2 separate regions of the Homo sapiens genome follow, and region 2 is linked to region 1. Evidence: read pairs that join two places in POLR2A ChIA-PET (ENCODE). Cell type or tissue: OCI-LY7. All regions are shown on one strand.

Region 1 (8,000 bases):
GTAATAGAAGACTGTGCAGAGACACATAGGTATGCACAGGAGAGAGTGACTGACCAACTGCCCAGATGAGGTAGGAAAGCTGAGTATTTGGGAAGTGGCCAGGTGGAGGGAGGGCCAGGGCATTTAAATGTTGGGAGTTCAGCAAAGCTTGGTCCTGTGCCGGTACTCCTTCCTCCATGTTTACAGCTCTGGAATTCAGATCTCCAACTCAAACTTCTGAATTCCAAATCCAGAAAGCCAATTGCATCCCTGACATCCTCATCTGGATGTCTCAGAGGCTCCTCAAACTCAACATGTCCCCAGTAGAACCCAAACTGCAGGCATTAGCGGTGCTGCTCTGGGCCCAGCTCCCCTTTCATGGAACTTTTCCTCTCTCCGGCCTGCTCCAGCGCAGAAAGAGAACATGGGGCCCGCAGATTTGAAGGAGTCACTCACTTTGAGGCTTGCCCTTTGCCACCCTCATAATAGTCTGAGTCCTGCCCACAGGGTCATCAGGCACTCCCACAGTAGGCACCTTTGGTAGGGGCAGAGGGGATCAGAGCAAGGCTGATGTGACCAGTGATAGCCTTGTGTGAAAAGTCCCTAGAGAAATCCCAGAAATACTTGAAGGAGACTTTGCTGGGGCAAGAACAGGAACTTGGGATGATTAGCATTCACGTGGCTTTGTTTGAATCCACAGACCACTGAGGCTTGTGTGATGTTTGCATTATAATCATCTTTTTTTTTTTTTTCCTGCCTGTCCTGCTAACCAGAAAGTGAGCTGCTTGCCAGGTGCAGTGGGTCACATCTGCAATCCCAGCACTTTGGGAGGCCAAGGCAGGCAGATCACCTGAGGTCAGGAGTTTTTAGACCAGCCTGGCCAACATGGTGAAACCCCATATCTACTAAAAATACAAAAATTAGCCAGGTGTGGTTGTGGGCGCCAGTAATCCCAGCTACTCGGGAGGCTGAGGCAGGAGAATCGCTTGAACCCAAGAGGTGGAGGTTGCAGTGAACCGAGATTGCATCACTGCACTCCAGCCTGGGCGACAGAGCGAGACTTCATCTAAAATAATAATAATAATAATAATAAATAAAAAATAAAAATTACCCAGGCATGGTGGCGGGCACCTGTAATCCCAGCTATTTGGGAGGCTGAGGCAGGAGAATCGCTTGAACCTGGGAGGTGGAGGTTACAGTGAGCCAAGATCGCGTCATTGCACTCCAGCCTGGGCAACAAGAGTGAAACTCCATTTCAAAAATAAATAAATAGATAGGCTGGGCGCAGTGGCTCCCAATCCCAGCACTTTGGGAGGCTGAGGTGGGTGGATCAGCTGAGGTCAGGAGTTCGAGACGAGTCTGGCCAACATGGCAAAACCCCGTCTCTACTAAAACTACAAAAATTAGCCAGGTGTGGTGGCACCTGCCTTTAATCCCAGCTACACGGGATGCTGAGGCAGGAGAATTGCTTGAACCTGGGAGGTGGAGGTTGCAGTGAGCCGAGATCGCACCACTGCACTCCAGCCTGGGTTACAGAGAAAGACTGTCTCAAAATAAATAAATAAATAAACAAACAAACTCCCACTCTGCCCTTTGCCACTGACCTGCTCCTCCTCAGTGTCTGTATCTTAGGGAACAGCACCCCTAACTCACTGCACACCCTGGATATCTGAGACTTGTTCTGACTTCCCTCCTCTGCCTCATCACTCTACCCCCACCACATACAAACCATTCTTAAGTCCTTTGTTGCTTACCTCATAAATACTGAAAATCCCATCCACATTTCTCTGTCTCCCCTGCCTCTGCCTCCAGCTGAAGTGCCATAATGCCTCTCTTGAACTTCTGCCACCTCTGACCTGGTCCCCTACTTCCACTCCTTTTCCCCTTTTCTATTTTCAACCCAGAAGCCAGAATAGTATTTTTCCTATTGCCTTTAGGATAAAGACCTGAGTCCTGTTAACATGTTTGACCTGCCCCTACCTGTATGCCTTTCTTTTCTTTTTTTATAGAGATCGGGTCTCACTGTATTGCCCAGGCTGGAATGCAGTGGCGCCATCATAGCTCACTGCAGCCTCCAACTCCTGGCCTCAAATGATCCTCCTTCCTCAGCCTCCCAAGTAGCTGGGACTACAGGTGCTACTGTGCCCAGCTACACATGGCTTTCTTACCTCATCTCATGCCATTCTCCTCCCTGGTTCCTGTGCTTAGCAACCCTGGCCTTTTTCAGTTCCTCAAATAAGCCAGACTCCTGCTTCCTCTCGACCACACCCATTCTGGTTCCTTAGCTTAAAACTCCAATCACTGTCCCCCTTCCTCCAATCCAGTCCCTTGTCTTTTCTTTCTTTAGCTACTCCTCTTTTCTTTAGCTACTGTAATTCCTATATATTCTTCCGATATAGTCAATTGCCACTTCTTCAGGGAAGGTGTCCAGGCCCCCTAGTGCAGATTGGCTTAGCTCCCTTTGTTACATGCTTTCATGGCTCCTTCCTAAAACAGCACCTTTTAAATTTACCTCTTTGGGGCTGGATGTGGTGGCTCATTCCTGTAATCCCAGCATTTTGGGAGGCCAAGGTGGGTGGATTACTTGAGCTCAGGAGTTCGAGACCAGCCTGGGCAACATGGCGAAACCCTGTCTCTACCAAAAAAAAAAAAAAAAAAAAATTCACTGGGTGTAGTGATGTGAGCCTGTGGTCCCAGCTACTTGGGAGGCTAAGGTGGGAGGATTGCTTGAGCCCAGGAGGTGGAGGTTGCGGTGAGCCGAGCTCATGCCACTGTACTCCATCTTGGGTGACAGAGTGATACCCCATCTCAAAAAAAAAAAAAAAAAAACCACACAAAAATTTACCTCTTTGTGATTATTTGAGTAACCTCCATCTCTGCAACTCAAATGTAAGCTCTATGAGAGCAGGAACTTTGTTTCTGGTGTTTAAGGTTATGTCCCCAGCACAGTGCTGGTCTGGATTGGCTGATCAGTAAATATTTGTTGACTCAATGAATATCAATAGGAACAGCACATGCAAAGACAACAAAACTTTACAAAACTTGGTGTGGGTCCCTGGAATGGCAAGTTGCGGGATATGAGCTAGATTTGGATGAGTGGGGAGGGGCTCATGGAAGATGGCAGGAGATAAGGCCAAAAGGTAGTCTGAGCCGGGCGGGCTGGCTCACGCCTGTAATCCCAGCACTTTGGGAGGCGGAGGCGGGTGGATCACGAGGTCAGGAGATTGAGACCATCCTGGCTAACATGGTGAAACCCCGTCTCTACTAAAAATACAAAAAAAATTAGCCGGGCGCGGTGGCGGGCGCCTGTAGTCCCAGCTACTCAGGAGGCTGAGGCAGGAGAATGGCGTGAACCCGGGAGGCGGAGCTTGCAGTGAGCCAAGATCGCGCCACTGCACTCCAGCCTGGGTGACAGAGCGAGACTCCGTCTCAAAAAAAAAAAAAGGTAGTCTGAGTCTTGATGCTCAGATAAGGAGATAGAGTGCCAGTGGAGAACAGTGAGATAACGTGGTCAGACGCGGAAAGGAGGGAAGAACACCACAGCTCACAGGTTAGATTTAGCCTATCCATATGTTTTAAAATTGGGCCTATCTAGGCCGGGCGCAGTGGCTCACGCCTGTAATCCCAGCACTTTGGTAGGCCGAGGCGGGTAGATCACAAGGTCAGGACCGACCTGGCCAAGATGGTGAAACCCCGTCTCTACTAAAAATACAAAAATTAGCCGGACGTGGTGGCAGGCACCTGTAATCCCAGCTACTTGGGAGGCTGAGGCAGAGAATTGCTTGAACCTGGGAGGTGGAGGTTGCAGTGAGCCAAGATTGTGCCACTGCACTCCAGCCTGGGCAACACAGTGAGACTCCATCTCAAAAAATAAAATAAAATAAAATAAAATAAAATAAAATAAAATAAAATAAAATAAAATTAGGCCTACCTAACTTTAAAAAATTGAATTAGTTGCCAATACTTAAACATTAGGAGATTTCATATTTTTTAAAAAGTTCTGGATTTCTGGTTTTTCTTGAAACATCAGATGTTCTAGGGACGTACAGGAGTTCTGGGCTCATACTCCTCCAAGCAATAACTAGCTTCTGCCTTTAGATGGCACTACCTCTAACTCCCCAGGCGTTTATGCTACCAGCCTGCCTCTTTAAGCGTTTGATTGAGGTAGTGATCCTGTCCTAGATCATTCTGGTCGTGGAATGGGAGAGGAGACTGCAATGGCAGTCAGAGAAGCCCAGGGAGAGAAGGGAGTTCACCCTCAATTTGGAGATATGTAGACCCAAGGGACACTATATTTGGGCTCAGTCAGGCTCAGGCCTGGGGCTGGGGAGGGGGATAATATTCAGAACTTAGGGCCACCCTTTCACATTAGAAGCTTAGTTTGGGCTCAAAGAGAATATAAAAGCAAAGGAATCCACTGTGATGCTGGCTGATCTGAGAGCAACCTTTGGAATTTTAGCAAAATAAATGCCACCTTCTGGGCTCAGGCTCACCTCTGTCCTCTTCATGCCTCAGAGAGATAAAAGATGAGTAAAGCTGTGGACCTCACTGTAGAAGAAACTGGCAGTCTTGAGGGAAAGGAAGGCATTTAAAGAACTAAATAATAGGCTGGGTGCGGTGGCTTACACCTGTAATTGCAGCACTTTGGGAGGTCGAGGCGGGTGGATCACCTGAGGTCAGGAGTTCGAGACCAGCCTGACCAACATGGTGAAACCCCATCTCTACTAAAAATACAAAAATTAGCCGGGTGTAGTGGCAGGTGCCTGCAGTCCCAGCTACATGGGAGGCTGAGACAGGAGAATCGCTTGAACTTGGGACCTGGAGGTTGCAGTGAGCCGAGATCATGCCCACTGCACTCCAGCCTGGGCGACAGAGCGAGACTCCATCTCAAAAACAACAACAACAACAACAACAACTAAGTAATATATGCAAGATAATAGAATGGAGAAGCATTTATTCATTTAACAAATATATTTTGAACATGTACCATGTGCCAGACACTGTGCTCAGTCCTGGGGACATAGTCATGAAAAAGACAGATATTGCACCTGCCCTCATGGTGCTTATACTAGCTGGTGTGGGAAGTGGGAAGTAAGGGGATGATGGAATTAATTCTTTTTTTTTTTTTTTTTTGAAACACTCTCGCTCTGTTGCCCAGGCTGGAGTGCAGTGGTGTGATCTCAGCTCACTGCAACCTTAACTTCAGGTGATTATCATGCCTCAGCCACCCAAGTAGCTGGGATTACAGGCATGCGCCACCACGCCTGGCTAATTTTTGTATTTTTAGGAGAGACCAGGTTTTGCCATGTTGGCCAGGCTTGTCTTGAACTCCTGACCTCAAGTGATCCACCCACTTTGGCCACCCAAAGTGTTGGGATTACAGGCGTGAGTCACCATGCCCGGCAAATAATGGAATTAATTCTGAAGGAAGTTTAGATGGGGTGGGAATTCTGGAAGGCAAATGTTTGAGCAGGGCCTAGAAAGAAGAATACAATTTTACTAGGGACTGGGGTAAAGGATAGAAGGTCTATTTTGTCAGAGGAAAGAACAGAAAGAGGGGCACAAACTGGTGAGAATCTGTGAGATGCTTGAGAATAGCAAAGTTATCAGATTGGAGTGATTCTTGTAGGAGAGAAGGAAGCAATTGTTTAGACCCTGAGATGCCTTCTAACGTAAATACCATTGTGTTTTTTTTTCCTAGAAATTGAATTATTCACAATGGAACTGTTTCAAAAATCACTAAAATGAGAAAGCAGTCCAAAAGTGAAAACGCTGTTGTCTTAGTGTATAAAGTTTCACTTCCCGCACTTTGGGAGGCCAAGGCAGGCATATCACCTGAGGTCAGGAGTTCAGGACCAGCCTGAACAACATGGTGAAACCTCGTCTCTACTAAAAATACAAAAATTAGTAGGGCATGGTGGCGTGCACCTGTAATCCCAGCTACTGGGGAGGCTGGGGCAGGGGAATCAATTAAGCCCAGGATGCAGATGTTGCAGTGAGCCAAGATCGCACCACTGCACTCCAGCCTGGGTGACAGAGCGAGACTTTGTCTTAAAGAAAAAAGAAGTTTCACTGTAAAACAAGATGATCTTTTAGAAGTAACATAACACTGGAGAACTTACACATCAGAATGAGAGGTGCCTGAATTTCCCTTTGCAAATTCCCTTTAGAGCCTAAAGTTTATTCTTCAAAATATTGACACAGGTGACAAATTTTATTTATTTTTTATTTTTGAGACAAGGTCTCACTCTGTTGCCCAGGCTGAGTACAGTGGCACAATCATGGCTCACAGCCTCAAACTCCTGAGCTCAAGCGATCCTCCTGCTTCAGTCTTCCCAGTAGCTGGGACAACAGGCACGTACCATCATGCCCAGTTAATTTAAATTTGTTTCTTTTGTAGAGATGGGGTTTCACTGCCATGACCAGGCTGTTCTTTAACTCCTGGACTCAAGCGACCCTCTGCCTCAGCCTCCCAAAGTGCTGGGATTACAGATATAAGCCACCATGCCCAGCTGTGAATCTAGTTTTCTTCTGTAACTTTTTTCTTCATGCCATCTTGTCTAAGAGCTTGTGTAACTTTTGAAGTGATCCTGAAGTCAGTTCTAAAAGATAAGGCCCCAAAATACCTTTGAGCAATATGGCACTGTCAGAGCAAGGATAGACACACCCGCCCAAGGTGACTACTTCGAAGGCAGCATTTGCTCCATTCATGAGGCATGCATGCATTAATTCATTCAATGAATATTTATTACATACCTACCGAATAGATGCCAGCCATTGTACTGGATGTGGGGTAAGCGGTAAACAGGATAGACAGGGTTCCTGCTTTTGTGCTGCTTTCTACATAGGGGAGACAGATAAACACCAAGTAAACAGGGTAGAAATAAGTTCTAGAAAGATGATAAAATGGCCAGGTGTGGTGGCCCATGCCTGTAATCCCAGCACTTTGGGAGACTGAGGTGGGCAGATCACCCGAGGTCAGGAGTTTGAGACCAGCCTGGCCAACATGGTGAAACCCCGTCTCTATTAAAAATACAAAATGTAGCTGGGAGCGGTGGTGCACACCTAGTCTCAGAAAAAAAAAAAAAAAAAGATAAAACAAGATACTGTGATAGAGTGACTGAGAAGGGATGGGTTGCTACTTTAAGTAGGATGGTCCAGGAAGGTCTCTCTCGGGGGTTCCTGATCGGGGAGAAGAAGCCAGCCATGGCAAGTACTAGGGGAAGAGCTCTCTGGACAAACGGTGCAGCGAGTGCAGCTACCCTAAGACAGGTACTGGTGAAGTGAATTCTAAGAAAAAAAAGAAAGGCCGTATGGCTGGGGAAGACAGTGAGCACAAGCAGGTAGAAATGAGGTGGGTGAGGTAGGTAGGGTCACAATGCTGCATGGCCTTGTAGGCTGTGCTGAGCTTTCTCTAGCTGTTGTGTAGAAATTGGGAGAAAAACGAAACCATGAGGACCAATTAGGAGACTACTACACTAAATATGCAACAAATATTTACTTATTGAGCATTTACTATGTGCCAGAACTATGCTAGAGGCTAAGGATATAATGGTGAATAAGATGTGGGTTCCTATCCTCAGGATACTGATGATTGCGGGGGGCAACACAGATAAATACACTGGCAGTTGCAGAGCAGAGTGGGTAAAATAATAAGAATAAGATTAAGTACAAGGTGTTATAGGAGTACAGAGGAGGGTCACCTAACCCAGTCTCAGGTTAAGGAATGCTTCCTGGAGGAGGTGTCATCTAGGCTGAACTTAAAGGACCTCAGGAGTTAGCCAGGTAAAGGGCTGGAGAAGCGCATCCCAGACACATGAGAGGTTGTAGAGCGAAGAGAGAACTTGGTTGTTTGAGGACCTACCTGTAGTTCAGAGGACCTACCTATCTTAGGGGTTTATATCCTGTTAAAAAAGAGATTGGTCTAAGTTTATTTTATTCTTTTTTTTTTTTTTTTTTTTTTTGAGACAGAGTTTCGCTCTTGTCACCCAGGGTGGAGTGCAGTGGTGTGATCTCGGCTC
Region 2 (8,000 bases), 250 kb before region 1:
AGCTGGGATTATAGGCACGCACCACCACACCCAGCTGATTTTTGTATTTTTAGCAGAGATGGGGTTTCACCATGTTGGCCAGGCTGGTCTCAAAATCCAGTCCTCAAGTGATTCACCTGCCTCGGCTTCCCAAAGTGCTGGGATTACAGGTGTGAGCCACGGCACCCGACCATGCTCAGCTATATAATTAGTGGCCGGCGTCCGGCTACCGGGGGCCGTGGCTCACACCTGTAACCCCAGCACTTTGGGAGGCCGAGGCAGGTGAATCACTTGAGGTCTGGATTTTGAGACCAGCCTGGCCAACATGGTGAAACCCCATCTCTACTAAAAATACAAAGATTATCTGGGTGTGGTGGCACGTGACTGTAGTCCCAGCTACTTGAGCTACTTGGGAGGCTGAGGCAGGAGAATCTCTTTTTTTTTTTTTTTTTTTTTTTCTGACAGAGTCTAGTTCTGTTGCCCAGGCTGGAGTGCAATGGTGTGATCTCGGTTCACTGCAACCTCTGCCTCCCAGGTTCAAGCGATTCTCCTGCCTCAGCCTCCGGAGTAGCTGGGATTGGAGGCATGCGCCTAGTATGCCCGGCTAATTTTTGTATTTTTAGTAGAGACGGGGTTTCACCATGTTGGTCAGGCTGGTCTTAAACTCCTGACCTCATGATCTGCCCACCTCGGCCTCCAAAGTGCTGAGATTACAGGTGTAAGCCACCACACCTGGCCCTTTTTTTTTTTTTTTTTTTGAGACAGAGGACAGAGTCTCACTGTGTCGCCCAGGCTAGGGAGCAGTGGCACGATCTCGGCTCACTGCAACCTCCAACTCCCAGGTTCAAGTGATTATCCTGCCTCAGCCTCCCAAGTAGCTGGGATTACAGTCACGTTCCACCAGGCCCAGCTAATTTTTGTATTTTTAGTAGAGACGGGGTTTCACTATGTTGGCTAGGCTGGTCTTGAACTCCTGACTTCGTGATCCGCCCACCTCGGCCTCCCAAAGTGCTGGGATTACAGGCTTGAGCCACCACCATGCCCGGCCAGCAGGAGAATCTCTTGAACTGGGGAAGCGGAGGTTGCAGTGAGTGGACATCACGCCACTGCACTCCAGCCTGGTCCATGGAGTGAGACTCTGTCTCAAAAAAAAAAAAAAAAAAAAAAAAATTAGCCAAGCATGATGGCGTGATGGCATTTGCCTGTAGTCCTAGCTACCCAGGAGGCTGAAGTGGGAGGATCACTGAGCCCAGGAAGTCAAGGCTGCAGTGAGCCGTGATTATACCACTGCACACCAGTCTGGGCGACAGGGGACCCTGTCTCAAAAAAAGAAAAAATTAATTAAATTAAATTAAAAAAAATTTTTAAGTTAACATTTTTTCTCCTCCAACTATAGACCTATTGATTTATTGAACATTTTGTCCAAAATGTGTGCCAGCTTCGTGGCTGAGTTTCTTGGGCCAATGCTTTACATCAAGAACAGGCAGGTGGTCGGATGCAATGGCTCACGCCAGTAATCTCAACATTTTGGAAGGCCAAAGTGGAAGGATCACTCGAGGCCAGGAGTTCAAGACCAACCTGGGCAACATGGTGAGAACTCATCTCTACAAAAAATACAAAAATTAACCAGGTGTGGTGGTGCACGCCTGTAGTCCTAGCTACTCAGGAGGTTAAGGTAGGAGGATCGCTGAGCCCAGGAGGTTGAGGTTGCAGTGAGCCAATATCATACCACTGTACTCTAGCCTGGGGGAAAGAGCAAGAACCTCTCTCAAACAAAACAAAACAAACAAAGCAACACAAAAAACAGCAGACAAGACTATACTTCCTTTAGGGATCATTTCTTTAGTTCAGTTTCTCTGAACATGTAGAGCACAAAAAGTAAAAAAGAAAAAAGAACAAGCAGACTATTCTACTGCAGACCATTGTTGTACTCTGGACCACCTCATGGCAAAATCTGTCAGAAATCATTTAGAATAGCCAGGGCTGGAGGCTCACGCCTGTAATCCTAGGGCCGAGATGGGAAAATCACTTGAGCTCAGAAGTTCAAGACCAGCCTGGGCAACATAGTGAGACTTTGTCTCTGTAAAAATAAAAATAAAAGGCCAGGCGCAGTGGTTCACACCTGTAACCCCAACACTTTGGGAGGCTGAGGTGGGTGGATCATGAGGTCAAGAGATCGAGACCATTCTGGCCAACATGGCGAAACCTCATCTCTACTAAAAATACAAAAAATTAGCTGAACGTGGTGGTGCACACCTGTAGTCCCAGCTACTCGGAAGGCTGAGGCAGGAGAATTGCTTAAACCCGGGACTGCACTCCAGCGTGGCGACAGAGCAAGACTCTGTCTCAAAAATAAAATAAAATAAAATAAAAATAAAAATAAAATTAAAAAAAAATGAATCATTTAAAACATTTTCTTCGCCTTTGCCCCGACCCAGACTTGATTAATGACAAAGCTGCCCATGTTCAATAAAGAGCCTTAGCTATTCATGCCCACATAGAACCCTCATGACAATATCAAGCAATATCAAGAATCAGGGCTAGCAGGCATGGCAAATAATTTCTTTCTTTATTTTATTTTATTTTGAGACAGGGTCTTGCCCTCTTGCTCTCTTGCTCTCTTGTGCCACTGGAGTGCAGTGGCAAAATCACAGCTCACTGAAGCCTCGACCTCCCGGGCTCAAGCAATCCTCCCACCTCAGCCTCCTGAGTAACTGGGACAACAGGCATGTGCCACCACGCCTGGCTATTATTATTATCATTATTATTATTATTATTATTTTTATTTTTTTAGATGAAGTCTCACTCTATCGCCCAGGCTGGAGTGCAGTGGTGCAATCTCGGCTCACTGCAACCTCTGCCTCCCAGGTTCAAGCAATTATCCTACCTCAGCCTCCCGAGGAGCTGGGACTACAGGCGTGTGCCACCACACCTGGCTAATGTTTGTATTTTTAGTAGAGATGGGGTTTCACCATGTTGGCCAGGGTAGTCTAGAACTCTTGGCCTCAAGTGATCTGCCTGCATTGGCCTCCCAAAGTGTGGGATTACAGGTGTGGCATGAGCCACCGCACCCAGCCTCCAGCTATTTTTTTTTTCTTTTTCTTTTTCTTTTTTTTTTTTTACCTGAGAAGCTGTGAATGAGAGGGCCCGGGTAATTTTTGTATTTTTTTAATTTTTGTAGAGACAGGGTTTTGCCATGTTGCTCAGGCTAGTCTCAAACTCCTGAGCTTAAGCAATCCACTGCCTCAGCCCCTTAAAGTGCTGGGATTACAGGCATGGGCTACCGTGCCCCGTCAGTAATTAATTTCTAGTGGGTAAATCAGGGATGTGTCCTGGGCTACCTCCTTTTTCATATTTGTTTAAATACATAATACTTTTTTTTTTTTTGAGATGGTATCTCACTCTGTGGCCCAGACTGGAGTGCAGTGACACAATCATGGCTCACTGCAGCCTCGACCTCCCATAGCTCAGGTGATCCTCCTACCTCAGCCTCCTGAGTAGCTGGCACTATGGGTGGGCAACACCACGCCTGGATAATTTTTGTATTTTTAGTAGGGACAGGGTCTCACCACGTCACACAGGCTGGGTTTTTTTTTTTTTTTTTTTTGAGACGGAGTCTCGCACTGTTGCCCAGGCTGGAGTGCAGTGACGTGATCTCAGCTCACTGCAACCTCCACCTCCCAGGTTCAAGCGATTCTCCTGCCTCAGCCTCCCGAGTAGCTGGGATTACAGGCACCCGCCACCATGCCTAGCTAATTTTTTGTATTTTTAGTAGAGACGTGTTTTTTAGTAGAAACTAATTTTAGTTTCACTATGTTGGTCAGGCTGGTCTCGAACTTCTGATGTTGTGATCCACCTGCCTCCGCCTCCCAAAGTGCTGGGATTACAGGTGTGAGCCACTGCGCCCAGCCTGGTTTTTTTTTTTTTTTTTAAAGAGATGGAGTCTCACATCTCACTCTGTCACCCAGGCTGGAGTAGTACAGCACATGATTGTAGCTCACTGCAACCTGAAACTTCTGGCCTCAAGTAATCCTCCCACCTCAGCCTCCCGAATAGCTGGGATTACAGGCAGGAGCCACTGCACCTGGCTTTAATTCCGCTCTCTCTCTTTTTTTTTTTTTTCCTTTAGAGATGGGATCTCACTCTGTTGCCCAGGCTGGAGTGCGGTGGCATGATCATGGCTCACTGCAGCCTCAACCACCTGGGCTCAAGTGATCCTCCCACCTCAGCCTCCTGAGTAGCTGGGACCACAGGTACACACCACCAAGCCCAGTTAATTTTTTTATTTTTTGTAGAGACGGGGTCTGCCTATGTTCCCCAGGCTGGTCTTGAGCTCCTGGGCTCAAGCAGTCCCCTTGCTTTGGCCTCCCAAAATGCTGTGATTATAGGTGCAAGCCACCACACCTGGCTTAATACCTTTTTTGAATGAACTCTGTAGCCTCTCGACACAGAGAGAACAAAAAAAAAAGCATTATTTTGGATGCAAACAAAATGGATTTATTTTCACAAATTGGGAGTGTCTTGAACATAGAACTGATTCTGCTAGTCAAGTATCGCTATAAATAAGGGATATAGAGCAATTATTCTAATTGGTATTTTAGTAGAAGTCCCCCAACCAGTAACGTGAATATACCTGATAATCCCTTTTACTGAGTCCGCTCCCTTGGGTACTTTGGTGTGCTTTTTGTATCATGGACAGTTTTATTAGGATGGAGCCTTACTTACAGCTTGGCAATCCACACTGCTTTATAAACGTTTCTGGGAGTCTGGCAGCTCTGGAAGCTCAGTTCACCATGTCCATGCCATGGCAACCCAAATTCAATCCAGGTTCTCCCAATCACTTGCTGGCAGAAGGGCACCAGGCGTGGTGGTTCACACCTATAATCCCAGCACTTTGGGAGGCTAAGGTGGGCAGACAGATACGTGAGCCCAGGAGTTTGAGACCAGCCTGGGCAACATGGCAAAACCCCGTCGGTACAAAAAAAATACAAAAATTAGCCGGACTTTGTGTCCCATGCTTGTGGTCCCAGCTACTTGGGAGGCTGAGGTGAGAGGATCACCTGAGATTGGGGAGGTCAAGGCTACAGTTAGCCAAGATTGGGCCACTACGCTCCAGCCTAGGCGACAGAGCAAGACCTTGTCTCAAAAAAACAAAAAAAACAAAAAAAAAAAAAACAAGACTTACTGGCAGAAGGTTGTTGGGCAGCTTACTAAACCTCTGCACTTCCCTCAGTTCCTTCATCAGCAAAATGATGACAAAAATAAGACTTGCATCTAAGGCTGGCTGTGGTGAGCATTATACGTGATATATAGATGATCTCATATAATAAAATGCTTAACATAGTGCTTGCTACATAGACACTGGCCTTAAACATCTTTCAGGCTAAAATGATTGATCATTTTCATTTTCCTTCATGATTTTTGGCACTTCCACGGGCTACCTTTTCACGTTTGATATATGTACCTAAAATGGAAACTTTACTACCATAAATGGAAAACCAGAATCATGAGACATAAATAGAAGTGAAACAACAGCGCACACTAAAATAAACACATAAATTAACATTCGTAAATGGTCATCCATTATCCCCTAAAATCACTTACACACCTGAGTGGTGTACAGGTCATATTTTAGGAAATGCCACACTGCAAGAGAGAACTTTGGGCTTAGGCTGCTGCTTGTGGATTAAAGGAGCTGGCCTATTGACAAAAATGTAATGGGTGAGGTAGGACGATTGCTTGAGACCATACATAGTGTGAGTGCAGCTTGGGCAAAATAGTGAGATCTTATCTCCACACACTTTTTTTTTTTAAGACAGAGTTTTGCTCTTGTTGCCCAGGCTGGAGTGCAATGGCACGATCTCGGTTCACTGCAACCTCCACTTCCCGAGTTCAAGCAATTCTCCTGTCTCAGCCTCCCAAGTAACTGGGATTACAGGCGCCTGCCACCACGCCTGGCTAATTTGTTGTATTTTTAGTAGAGACAGGGTTTCACCATGTTGGCCAGGCTGGTTTCAAACTCCTGACCTCAGATGATGCACCCACCTCACCCTCCCAAAGTGTTGGGAGTTTAGTAGAAACCCCATTTCTACTAAAAATACAAAAGTTAGCCGGGCTTGGTGGCATGTGCCTATAGTCCCAGCTACTTGGGAAGCTGAGGCAGGAGAATTGCTTGAACCCGGAGACAGAGGTTGCAGTGAGCTGAGATAGTGCCACTGCACTCCAGCCTGGGTGACAGAGCAAGACTCCATCTATAAATAACTAAATAAATAAATAAATAAATTGTATTGTTATTATTATGTTTTAATAGAGACGGGGTGTTGCTATGTTGCCCAGGCTAGTCTTGAATGCCTAGTCTCAAGAGATCTTCCTGCCTCAGCCTCCCAAAGTATTGGGATTATAGGCATGAGCCACTGTGCCTGGCCAAGAATTTTTTTATAATTAGCTGGGCATGGTGGTACACATCTGTAGTCCTAGGCTACTCAGGAAGCTGAGGTGGGAGAACCACTCAAGCCCAGGTGTGTGAAGTTACAGTGAGCTATGATCACACCATGTGCCCCAGCCGGGGCAACAGACTGAGACACTGTCTCAAAAAAAAAAAAAAAAAAAATAAATTTAATGGGTACCTCCTATGTGCCAGATTCTGACCTAGAGCTGAGGATGCAGAAGTAAGCAGACAGAGAGCGTCCCATGCATTTGGCCCTGCCCTCTGTGACAGAGGTGGGTGCCCCTCTGGTGGGTCACTTCATTTTCACAGGAGGCTATAAGGCTTGTAGTTAGCTCACTGATCAATAATATCTGTGACTGCCGACAACATGGCCGCACATGACAGCAACACTTGCCAGGAAGTAACATTTCAAAATCACCACCGTTAACCATTTACCAAGCTAACGTTTAGTGAAACAGTTAAAAGGATGAGGTATTTTGTATTGACATGTATTGACACGGAAAGACATCCCGCATACACCATGGCAAGCAAGTTGCAGAACAGAATGCAGAGTATATGCCTATTTGCATTGACATATGTATACAGGGGATTCTTTTAAATAAGCTCTGTGCTAAGCCTTTATTTGCATTATTTCATGTAATTCTCATAATAATCCTATGAAGTGCTATTATTATCCCCATTTTACAGATGCAAAGACTGAGGCCCAAACCAGGTAAAATGATTTGTCTGAGGCCTCATAACAAACAAATGAGCAGTGGAGTTGTGAAGTGAGTCCCGGTCTGCCAGCCTGCAGAGACTAGACTTAACCTCCATGTTTTTCAGCAGCCATACATGGGAAAATCTGGAAGGACACACACCAAATTTTTCACGATGGGCATATCCCAGAAGTGGGATTGGAGGAGGCTGCATTTCTTGTATTTCTTTATATGCCTCTTACTGTTTGAGTTTTAAATTTTATTTTTTTTTTAAATAATTAAATAGAGATGGGGTCTGCCTATGTTGCCCAGGCAGGTCTCAAACTCCTGGGCCCATGTGATCCTCCCATCACGGCCCCCCAAAGTGCTAGGATTACAGGTGCGAGCCACTGTGCCTGGCCTGTTTGAGTGTTTTTAAAACAGCAATGTGCTAATTTTGTAATTAGAAACAAAAACAGCCGGGCGAGGTGGCTCATGCCTGTAATCCCAGCACTTTGGGAGGCTGAGGCAGGCGGATCACCTGAGATCGGGAGTTCAAGATCAGCCTGACCAACATGGAGAAACCCCATCTCTACTAAAAACACAAAATTAGCCGGGCGTGGTGGTCCATGCCTGTAATCCCAGCTACTCGGGAGGCTGAGGCAGCAGAATCACTTGAACCAGGGAGACGGAGGTTGCAGTGAGCCAAGCTCGCACCACTGCACTCCATCCTGGGCAACAAGAGTAAAACTCTGTCTCAAAAAAACAAAAAACAAACAAACCAAAAAAACCCCACAAAACTTAGCCAGACATGGTGGCACACGCCTGTAATCCCAGTTACTGGGGAGGCTAAGGCAGGAGAATCACTGGAACCTGGGAGGTGGAGGTTTACAGACATG

What was found. Peaks named below come from ENCODE experiments on the same cell type or tissue, not always from the same donor. Only the 100,000 strongest peaks of a DNase experiment are listed, where the experiment ranks them.
Region 2: POLR2A ChIA-PET joins it to region 1 with 13 read pairs; 3 of 35 experiments call an interaction of 5 or more read pairs at or near these places.

Annotation. Positions count from the first base shown.
Region 1 is chr1:31,999,843-32,007,842 of GRCh38, reverse strand. No RefSeq gene overlaps it. Among named protein-coding and RNA genes, the nearest start is that of KHDRBS1, 10 kb to the left of the region's middle. In OCI-LY7, a CTCF peak has its summit at 4,096 (motif pointing right); DNase peaks (open chromatin) are centred at 2,182 and 4,092; H3K27ac peaks cover 426 bases.
Region 2 is chr1:32,254,390-32,262,389 of GRCh38, reverse strand. The region is part of intron 1 of LCK (LCK proto-oncogene, Src family tyrosine kinase); the gene reads right to left. Among named protein-coding and RNA genes, the nearest start is that of LCK, 7.1 kb to the right of the region's middle. RefSeq lists an enhancer at 7,943-8,000. In OCI-LY7, no CTCF peak of the experiment used is centred here; DNase peaks (open chromatin) are centred at 1,199, 6,509 and 7,089; H3K4me3 peaks cover 3,132 bases; H3K27ac peaks cover 6,139 bases.